Linked DNA regions of Homo sapiens: region 2 is linked to region 1. A link is an interaction called in ENCODE POLR2A ChIA-PET data of the cell type or tissue named here. Cell type or tissue: PC-9. All regions are shown on one strand.

Evidence for each region. ChIA-PET counts read pairs that join two places held together with the same protein. Peaks named below come from ENCODE experiments on the same cell type or tissue, not always from the same donor. Only the 100,000 strongest peaks of a DNase experiment are listed, where the experiment ranks them.
Region 2: POLR2A ChIA-PET joins it to region 1 with 6 read pairs; 2 of 35 experiments call an interaction of 5 or more read pairs at or near these places.

What each region holds. Positions count from the first base shown.
Region 1 is chr2:23,787,164-23,792,163 of GRCh38, forward strand. ATAD2B (ATPase family AAA domain containing 2B) reads right to left here. Exons shown (of 28, transcript NM_017552.4): 20 at 1,349-1,484. Among named protein-coding and RNA genes, the nearest start is that of ATAD2B, 140 kb to the right of the region's middle. RefSeq lists an enhancer at 1,202-1,251. In PC-9, no CTCF peak of the experiment used is centred here; DNase peaks (open chromatin) are centred at 2,038 and 2,548; H3K4me3 peaks cover 416 bases; H3K27ac peaks cover 4,388 bases.
Region 2 is chr2:23,964,669-23,969,668 of GRCh38, forward strand. All of the region lies in intron 2 of UBXN2A (UBX domain protein 2A), which reads left to right. Among named protein-coding and RNA genes, the nearest start is that of UBXN2A, 27 kb to the left of the region's middle. In PC-9, no CTCF peak of the experiment used is centred here; no DNase peak of the experiment used is centred here.

The sequences.
Region 1 (5,000 bases):
AAATCTTCTTAAAAGGTAAAGTATTAACTTTCCTAATTACAACGTTCTCTAATTTTAAAAGATTTCCCCTGATATCACACTACAGCTCAGAATTAAAATTCTAAGAATTTTTCACTGATTTTTAAATAGCTCCTAAGATGAAAAGTGAAAGTCAACAGAAGCAACTGAAAAAGAATTATATCAATCGTAAACATAGAAAATTCAGATCTATGAGATTAAAATATATCTAGAAGCATGAAAGATTGAAATAAATCATTTTCATAATGAAATATTTAGATTAACAGGAAGCAACAAAATAAACATAAATAAGGTATAATTTACATATTCAATTTCCCAAGGTTTTGGGAGGGAAAAAACCATAACTACAGCAATTTGACAGGGGTTCATTTTTAAAACACCAATAAAATTTGGAAAGGAGCCACTAAAGAACAATAAAATTATTAAAATGTTACATAATATAACCAATGAAAAACAAACAAAGTAAAAAGAATATGGAAAAATAAGGACTTGGCAGGGATGGGAAATGTATTGAGTATCCTACAAGAAGGGCTCTAAGAAACATAAAAGATGGAACAAGGGTAAAGAGGCTTAAAAATTTTTACCAAACAGGATTGCTACTTCCTAGAAGAGGCTGAAAGATTAAGCAGGTAGATCTTATCCTTTACACATCTTTAAGATTAGGAAAAGAAAATCTCTTTTGAATGACTTAGAATGCAGCCCTTACTATGTCAAGGAACTGAAATCTGAGAAATTCTTGAGGTACCTCTTAAGCTCAATTCTTGAGTCCAAAATTATTGAGTCCAAACCCAAGAAAAATCTAACACTTAAAACAAAGGCAGGATAGATTTTCAAATGGCTAGAATACAACGTTAAATGTAAGGGGTCCTAAATAAGTATTTGAAAAGTCAATCAATAAATAAACTAGAAATGGCAAATGTTCTAAGCAGCTATTAGCCCATCAAATCTATCATGGCCCAAAAAGTAATGAGCACAACACCTGGTGTTCACAACCTGCCAGTTCAACTCCTGGGTACTTACTGTGACTAAAACAGAGGAGAACTGAAGACTTTTTTCTATGACTTTTTGAGCCCCATAATGTGACATCTACCACAGGATGTGGTTGAAGTCATAAGAAGAAGTCCTGTTTAGCAAAGCTTTAACAAGGCTATACTTCCCAATCTCAAGTCAGGTGAACACAATGGACACTTCCACACGTCATCTAAAGATAAACAGAACCTGACAAACTGTCCTCACTTCCAAGAAGAAAGGGCTAAAATAAACTGACTCCAAGAAAGGGTATTTCTTAACTCCATCCCTCCCATTTTCCTAAAGGCTTTACAAACTTTACCAGCATGTTTCCTTCGTGGTGGAGCCATTGATGCCTGATTGAGAATCAATTCTTGAAAAAATTTTCTTCTGTCTTCTTCAATAGGCCTTTGAATATACAAGACCTCTTCATACTGTATTCTAAAGATACATTTAACCTACACATATACACACACACAAAGACATTAAATATATAAAGAATTAAAAGCTTACATATCATACCAAATTGCAATGTCTTCATCTTCCAGTATCATGTTCAATATTCATAGACCATTCACATGGGGTTATAGTTAACCTAGTCCTAGGCTATGCTGTTGAAGGGTTCAACCGCATGGGCTAAACAGGAATGGAAGAATGTCCAGTTACCCAAGTCATTAATGAATGATACTACATATCTAGTAAGAGTCATCAGATAATAGCAAAAAGGATAGCTGGTTGTAACAGATGGCAACAATCTCAAAGGCTTTTACATTAAGAGGGGAAAAGTAATTACTTCGAATCTATAATAGTACAGCTGGAAGAATGTTAACATTGCCATCTCTTATCCTCGTATTTCTTTGTACTCCCTATCCATTGACTTCCCTTACTGTGCTCTTTCCCTACCAAGTCTATTTCACTGTAATCTCTGGAATCCTGGTTCCACTGCAAAGAAACTATACCTCTAGTCTAGTTTATGCTCCATGACACACTCCAAAAAAATTAAGCCAATTATTCTCATATCCTTCAGCTCCATCCACTTGGTGATTACTCACCTCTTCTGTTTACCTACTCAGACTTTGACCCCAGGTGTCCACCTTCCAAGATATGCTGTTTAAATGCTCTTTACCTCATCCAAATTTGTCTACTATGGCATTAAACACTGTATTTAATTTTTATGGTTTTTCTAGAATGTCTACCTTCTACCTTCTAGACACCAAACTCCCTGAGAACAGAGACCACTTCTTATTCACCTATTTTTCTATACCTATCCCAGTGCCTGGTATTTAGCAATGCCTAATAAGTATGTACTGAAAGAGTTAACCTTGTGATTTTTGTTACCCAGCCCAAATCAAACAGGAAACTGCAAATAAAAAAAGGGAGAAAGTCACCAGTATGGAAAGATAGACCAACCATGACACTGTGAAAATATGGATTAGAATCAAAGACATCATATTCCTGCCCAAATTTAGCCACACATTTGTGGTAAAATTTGAATAATTCATTCAGTTTGTCATTTCTAACCACTTACTGGATTAAACCTATGAAATGAACCCTTAAAAATTCCATAAATATGATATCATTCTACCTTCATAACAATGAGGTAAGTATTATTTCCTCATTTTACAGATGGGGAAACTGGGGCTTAGAAAGATTTAAGTAATTGGCTTAAGGTAATAAAGTGAATAAAGAAGACTAAATTATATAAACTGTCAATGCCTTTTCCAGCTCTGAAATTCTAAGAGAAGAAGAAACAATGAAAGGTAAACATCAGAATTCAAAAACTGGATGGGGAATTATTTATCTCAACCTAAAGTCAAATCATTTAAAAGTTCATAAAATTTCACCTTGTGTCGTTCCAGTGCTTTTGTAGACTACCTTCATGCACAGTTCCCTCCAACCCTTTAATCAATGCTTTGATGGCCTTTCTTTGAAAGTTCTGGAAGTAAATTTACTACTGAACATGCTTTGTATGTCAAACATCATGCCAGACACTGCAGTTATAAAACTGAAGAAAATGTCTTTGTTCTCTGCTGTCAAAGATTTTAGAGTATCAGAAGAAAAGCATTATGATACTATGCTGGGAGTACTGTAACAGAGGTAGCAAAACAGAGCAGAGACCTTGCAAGGGGTGAAAAGACACTAGGTAAGATGTACCAGAAATCACTTATATCAATTGGGTCTTGAAAAATAAGTAGAACTTAATATCCTAGACGTACCACGATTTCGTTCAAGAATGGCAAAACATTTCATTTTAACTATTTTCTCTGATAATTTTCAATACTATGTTAACACTTTATGAATACAAAAGCATACCAAGAACAGGCCTACAATAATCCATGGATATTCTTACCAGGTTACTACCAACACCTTAGAATCCAACATTTTATAAGTGGGATAAATTATACTTCTCTAAGTTCACTCCTAACTTTATCTTCTGACAGTCCTAGCCTCAAACTTCATGGTGTACCAAAGACAAGCCTTCCATAATTCCCAGAACAAATCACGCTCTGTTTCACATTGGTTCACACTGGTTGTGATACATAGTATTCACTCATTCCTGACCCCTTCTTTAATGCACCACTCAAGCTGATGCTTTCTGTGTGATGCCTTCCCTAACTTTCCCAGATGCACTTAGGCACACCTTCCAATATTTCTGAAAAAACAGTTCAATAATGTTCAGTAAATTTTTACAGATGTGTAGCCATCACAAGCACATTTTAGAACATTTCCATTACCCCAAAAAGTTTCCTCAGGCCTATCTGCAGTCAATCCCCACTCCCACTCCCATGTCCCAGCCTAACAACCACTGATAATGCTTTCTGTCTCTAGAGAATTGCCTCTTCTAGACATTTTGTATCATACAACTGACAGTCTTTTATGCCTGGCTTCTGTCACTTAAAACTTCAGGTTTTTCCAAGTTGTAGTATGTATTAGTATTTCATTCCATTTATTGCTGAATAGTATTTCATCACATTTTGTTTAGCCATTCACCAATTAAGGAACATTTGGATTGTTTCCACTTTTTGCTAGTATGAGTACAACAACTAGAAACATTCCCATACAAATGTCTTTCTGTGAAAGTATGTTTTCATTTCTTTTGTGTAGATAACTAGGAGTGGAATTGCTGAGTCATACCATAAATTTATGTTTAACTTTGGAAAGTGGCTGCACCATTTTACAATCCCACCAGCAGTATATAAGGACTCCAGTTTCTATATCCTTGCCAATACTTGGTATTCTTTATTTTTGATTACAGCTATTAGGTTGGTGCAAAAGCACTTTTTTTTTTTTTTTGCAGCTTTCAATGGCAAAAAACGCAATTACTCTTGCCCAACCTATATTTTAGTGGGTTGCAGTGGTATTTCATTCCTGAATGACTGATAATGAGCATCTTTTCATACACTTATCATCCATTTACATATACTCTAAGGAACCTCATATAAAAGGAATTATACAAAATTTGTCCTATGACTAAGTTAGCATAATGTCTTCAAGCTTCATCCATGTTACAACATGCATCAAAATTTTCTCCTTTTTAAGGCTAAATAATGTTCCATTGTATATGCTACATTTTGTTTATCCTTTCAACTATCAATGGACACTGAGGATGTTTCCACCTTTTGGTTACTATGAATGATGCTGTTGTGAACATGGGTGTGCAAATACCTGTTCAAGTCCCTGCTTTCAATTCTTTTGAGTAAGTACCTAGAACTTGATTGGCTGGATCATATGGCATTTATATATTTAAGATAATGTCATACTGTTTTCCACAGTGGCTATACAATTTTACATTCCCACCAGCAATGCAAAAAGGTTCTCCTTTTTCCACATCCTCATCAACATTTGTTAATTTCTGTTTTTTTTTAATAACAGCCATCTTTTTTTTTTTTTGAGACGGAGTCTTGCTCTGTCGCCCAGGCTGGAGTGCAGTGGTGCAATCTCGGCTCACTGCAAGCTCCGCCTCCTGGGTTCAC
Region 2 (5,000 bases), 180 kb after region 1:
GATATGCTGAACAACATAGTACCTATAGTTAACCACACTTTATTGTTCACTTAAAAATATGTTAAGAGGTTAGGTCTCATTTTAAGTGTTCTTACCATGATAAAATAAAAAAAACTTTTTAGAAAATCCCTCACCTGAAGCTTCTGTACTTTTATTATTATAGGAACTCCTGACATTTTAAGATGTGTTTACTGGCTGAGCGCAGTGGCTCACGTCTGTAATCCTAGCACTGTGGGAGGCCAAAGCAGGCACATTTCTTGACCCCAGGAGTTCAAGACTGGCCTGGGGCATATGGTAAACCCTCATGCCTACAAAATACAAAAATTAGCTATTGGAGAGGCTGGAACTATAGGCATGTGCCACCATACCTGGCTAATTTTTCGTATTTTTTTTATAGAGATGGGGTCTCCCTATGTTGCCCAGGCTGGTCTCAAACTCCTGGGCTCAAGGGGTCCTCCCACCTCCGCCTCCTAAAGTGCTGGGATAATAGGCATGAGCCACTGCACCTGGCCTCCTTTCCAACCTGTATACATTTTACTTCCTTTCCTTATCTTACTGGATTAGCTCGGACTTCCAGTACAACACTGATGAGGAATGGTGAGACGCAGCATCCTTGTCTTGTTCCTGATCTTAGTGGGAAAGCATCTAGTTTCTCCTGATTAAATATGATGTTAGATGTAGGCTTTTGCAGACATTGTTTACCAAGTTGAGAAAGTTCCCTTTCTCTTCCTAGTTGGTGGGGGTTTTATTATGAATGGTTGTTAGATATTGTCTAATGCTTTTTCTGCATATGTTGATATGATTATATTATTTTTCTTCTTTAGGCTAATGATGTGATAGATTACATGAATTAATTTTCAGTGTTAAACCACTGCAGCCTCGCATACCTAGGATAAATCCTACACGGTTGTGGTGTTTACTTTTTTATATACATTGTTGTATTCTGTTTGCTAATATTTTGTTGAGTATTTTTGCATATATGTTCATGATAAATTTTCTGTAGCTTTCCTTTCTTGTAATGTCTTTGGTTTTAGTATTAGCATAGTGTTATCCTCGTAGAATGAGTTAGAAGTATTCCCTCTGCTTCTATTTTCTGGAAGAGATTATAGAGAATTGGCATCATTTCTTTCTTAAATGTTTGGTAGCATTCATCAGTGACATCATCCAGACCTGGTGCTTCTGTTTCGGAAGGTTATATATTATTGATTTAATTCCCTTAGTATGCATAAGCCTATTCATATTATCTGTTCCTTCTTGTGTGTGTTTTGATAGAGGGTGCCTTATAATAAATTGGTTCATTTCATCTAAGTTATCAATTTTAGGGGCATAAAGCAGTTCTTAATGCCTTTGCTACTCTTTTTTCCTGTGCCTATACACTCATCAAAAGTGAAACAAACCCATTACCACCTGTTCAATGGAGCCAGAGTGCCCCAGTTTTCTGAACTGTACCTTATATCTCTTATTGTAGTTATTTTCTTTTTTTTTTTTAAAGACAGAATCTCTCTTTGTCGCCAGGCTGGAGTGCAGTGCCGCGATCTTGACTCACTGCAACCTCCGCCTCCCAGGTTCAAGCATTTCTCCTGCCTCAGCTTCCCAAGTAGCTGGGACTACAGGCACATGCCACCACTCCAGCTAATTTTTGTATTTTTAGTAGAGACGGGGTTTCACCGTGTTGGCCAGATGGTCTTGATCTCTTGACCTCGTGATCCGCCCACCTTGGCCTCCCAAAGTGCTAGGATTACAGGCGTGAGCCACCGCACCTGGCCTGGTAGATATTTTCTTTTTTTCTTTTTTTTTTTTTTGAGACAGAGTCTCGCTCTGTTGCCCAGGCTGGAGTGCGGTGGCGTGATCTCAGCTCACTGCAAGCTCTGCCTCCCAGGTTCACGCCATTCTTCTGCCTCAGCCTCCCGAGTAGCTGGGACTACAGGCGCCCGCCACCACACCTGGCTAATTTTTGTATTTTTAGTAGAGACGGGGTTTCACCGTGTTAGCCAGGATGGTCTCGATCTCCTGACCTTGTGATCCGCCCACCTTGGCCTCCCAAAGTGCTAGGATTACAGGCGTGAGCCACCGCGCCCGGCCTTTTTTTTTTTTTTTTTTTTTTAATGTTTTTGTTTTTGTTTTGAGATAGGGTCTTACTCTGTTGCCCAGGCCTGGAGTACATTGACATGATCTCAGTTCACTGCAACCTTGGCCTCCTGAGCTCAGCCTCCCAAGTAGCTGGGGCTACAGGTGTGCACCACCACGCCCAGCTTATTCTTTTCTTTTTTTATAGAGATGGGATTTCGCCATGTTGCCCAGGCTGGTCTCCAATCCTGGGCTCAAGCAGTTCTCCTACCTTGGCCTCCCAAAATGCTGGGATTACAGGCATGAGCCATTGTGCCTGGCTGTATTTTCTATTGTAACTATTTCCTACGATACATCTCTACTCTACTCTACTCTTACTATACATTTCCACTCCACTCCACTCCACTCTACCCTGAACCTCTTATAAACATAGACCGTTTCTTACTCGTCTTCATATCTCCCTGCCACCTAGCATGTAGTAGATACTCAATAAATATTTGAGTAATTTGAATGCACATGATGAAGTTTAATAGAATTTACACATTAAATAAATAACATGAAGGAATGAAATTTCAGCTACTCTGGATGCTCAGCTTTATTGGCTTTGTATTTAGTAATTACTAATGGAGCACTAACTACCATCTGAACAGAAGAAACAGTTAAATACCAGAAAGCATAAAATGGTTATAATGATATTACTAATATTTGAGAGTGTACTGTGTGCCAGTATGTATACTGATACTTACTATATACCATGTTTAGGCTTTTATATATATTTTCATTTAATCTTCACAACAACCATGTGAAATGAGTGGTGGTATCTGTATTTCACAGATAAGCAAAGCAAATCACATAGAAGTTAAGTTTATTGTCCATTGTCAGTGTGACTAAATGAAGGCACTTAAATACAAACAGCAACACCCAGACTTTTAGACAATATGCTATACTGCTATGTGACTATGCTGATTAAAGGAAGGGGAAAATCACTAGTGTTATAAGAAACCATCTTAGGGTGTAACTATTTCTGTGTAAGAGGTATCATGTCATTGCTTTGGAAAAGGCATAATACTTTGTGATGATATGGAGTATTTTAAGAGTATATACGAGAGGACTACCTAGGGAAGGAAAAAAATGTATACCTAAGTTAAAGCACTGCCCTGAGTATCGGCATTTTAGTAACAATATAGTGATGGCCTTTTTTTTTTTTAAGAGATGAGGTCTCACTATGTTGCCCAGGCTAAAATGCAGTAGTTAGTCACGGCATTCTAGTGGGCTCAGTCACAGCACACTACAGCCTCAAACTCCTGGCCTCAAGTCACTCCTCAAGTGACTACAGACGTGCACCACCACGCCAAGGCTCAGTGATAGCTATTCTCCATGACAGTCTAGCATAGTGATTAAGAGCAGAGACATTGGTAGCTTGAGTTCAGTTCCTAGCACTGCCTCCTAGTAGCTTTGTGGTCTCTGGCAAATTTCTTAAGCTTTTTCTTCATCTATTAAATGGGGATAAAAATAATACCTACCTTTAGGGTCATTGTGAGGATTTGAATGAGTTGGCACATGTAAGGTACTTAGAATAGTTCTTTATAAGATGTCATGGTTAGGATCACAGACTTGGGAGACAGAGTGGCAGCATGGTTAGTTAACAGTATCTAACTTTGCCGGGCGTGGTGGCTCACGCCTGTAATCCCAGCACTTCGGGAGGCTGAGGCAGGCGGATCACGAGGTCAGATCGAGATAATCCTGGCTAACATGGTGAAACCCTGTCTCTACTGAAAATACAAAAAATTAGCCAGGTGTGGTGGCGGGTGCCTGTAGTCCCAACTACTCCAGAGGCTGAGGCAGGAGAATGGCATGAACCCAGGAGGTGGAGCTTGCAGTGAGCCGAGATTGCGCCACTGCAGTCCAGCCTGGGGGACAGAGTGAGACTCCGTCTCAGGAAAAAAAAAAAAAACAGTATCTAACTTATATTTCCTGGCACAGTATAAGAGGTATAAAAGTATGATTTATAATACTTTATAAAAGTATTATTTATAGAATTTGAGAAATCGTATTTCTGTACTTTTATAAATTTTCCTGCATGATTTCAAAAGAGAACAACCAGAAACCATCTTTTCCTGGCAAACAGAATCTTAGATAATATTTCTTTTTCTTTTTTCTTTTTTTTTTTTTTTTTGAGACAGAGTCTCTCTCTGTCGCCAGGCTGGAGTGCAGTGGCATGATCTCGGCTCACTGCAACCTCCGCCTCCCAGGTTCAAGCGATTCTTCTGCCTCAGCCTCCTGAGTAGCTGGGACTACAGGTACGCACCACCACGCCTAGCTAATTTTTATATTTTTAGTAGAGACGAGGTTTCATCATGTTGTCCAGAATGGTCTTGATCTCTTGACCCCGTGATCCGCCTGCCTCAGCCTCCCAAAGTGCTGGGATTACAGGCATGAGCTACCTCACCCAGCTGATATTTCTTCTATAAAGAAATAAAAATACAAAATAAAAACCAGTAAAGTATTAAACTACTATAGGCTGGATACAGTGGCTCACACCTGTAATGCCAGTACTTTGGGAAACAGACACGGGAGGATTGCTTGAGCCCAGGAGTTTGCGATAAGCCTGGACAGCATAGTGAGACCCTTTTTCTCCAAAACATTTATTTATGTATTTGCTCTGTTGCCAGGCTGGAGTGCAGTGGTGCAATCTCGGCTCACTGTGACCTCCACCTCCCAGGTTCAAGTGATTCTCCTGCCTCAGCCTCCTGAGTAGCTGGGAGTACAGGAGCGTACCATCATGCCCAGCTAATTTTTGTATTTTTTGTAGAGACAGGGTTTCACCACGTTGGCCAGAATGGTCTCAATCTCTTGACTTCATGATCCTCCCGCCTTGGCCTCTCAAAGTGCTGGGATTACAGGCATGAGCCACTGTTCCCAGCCTCTCCAAA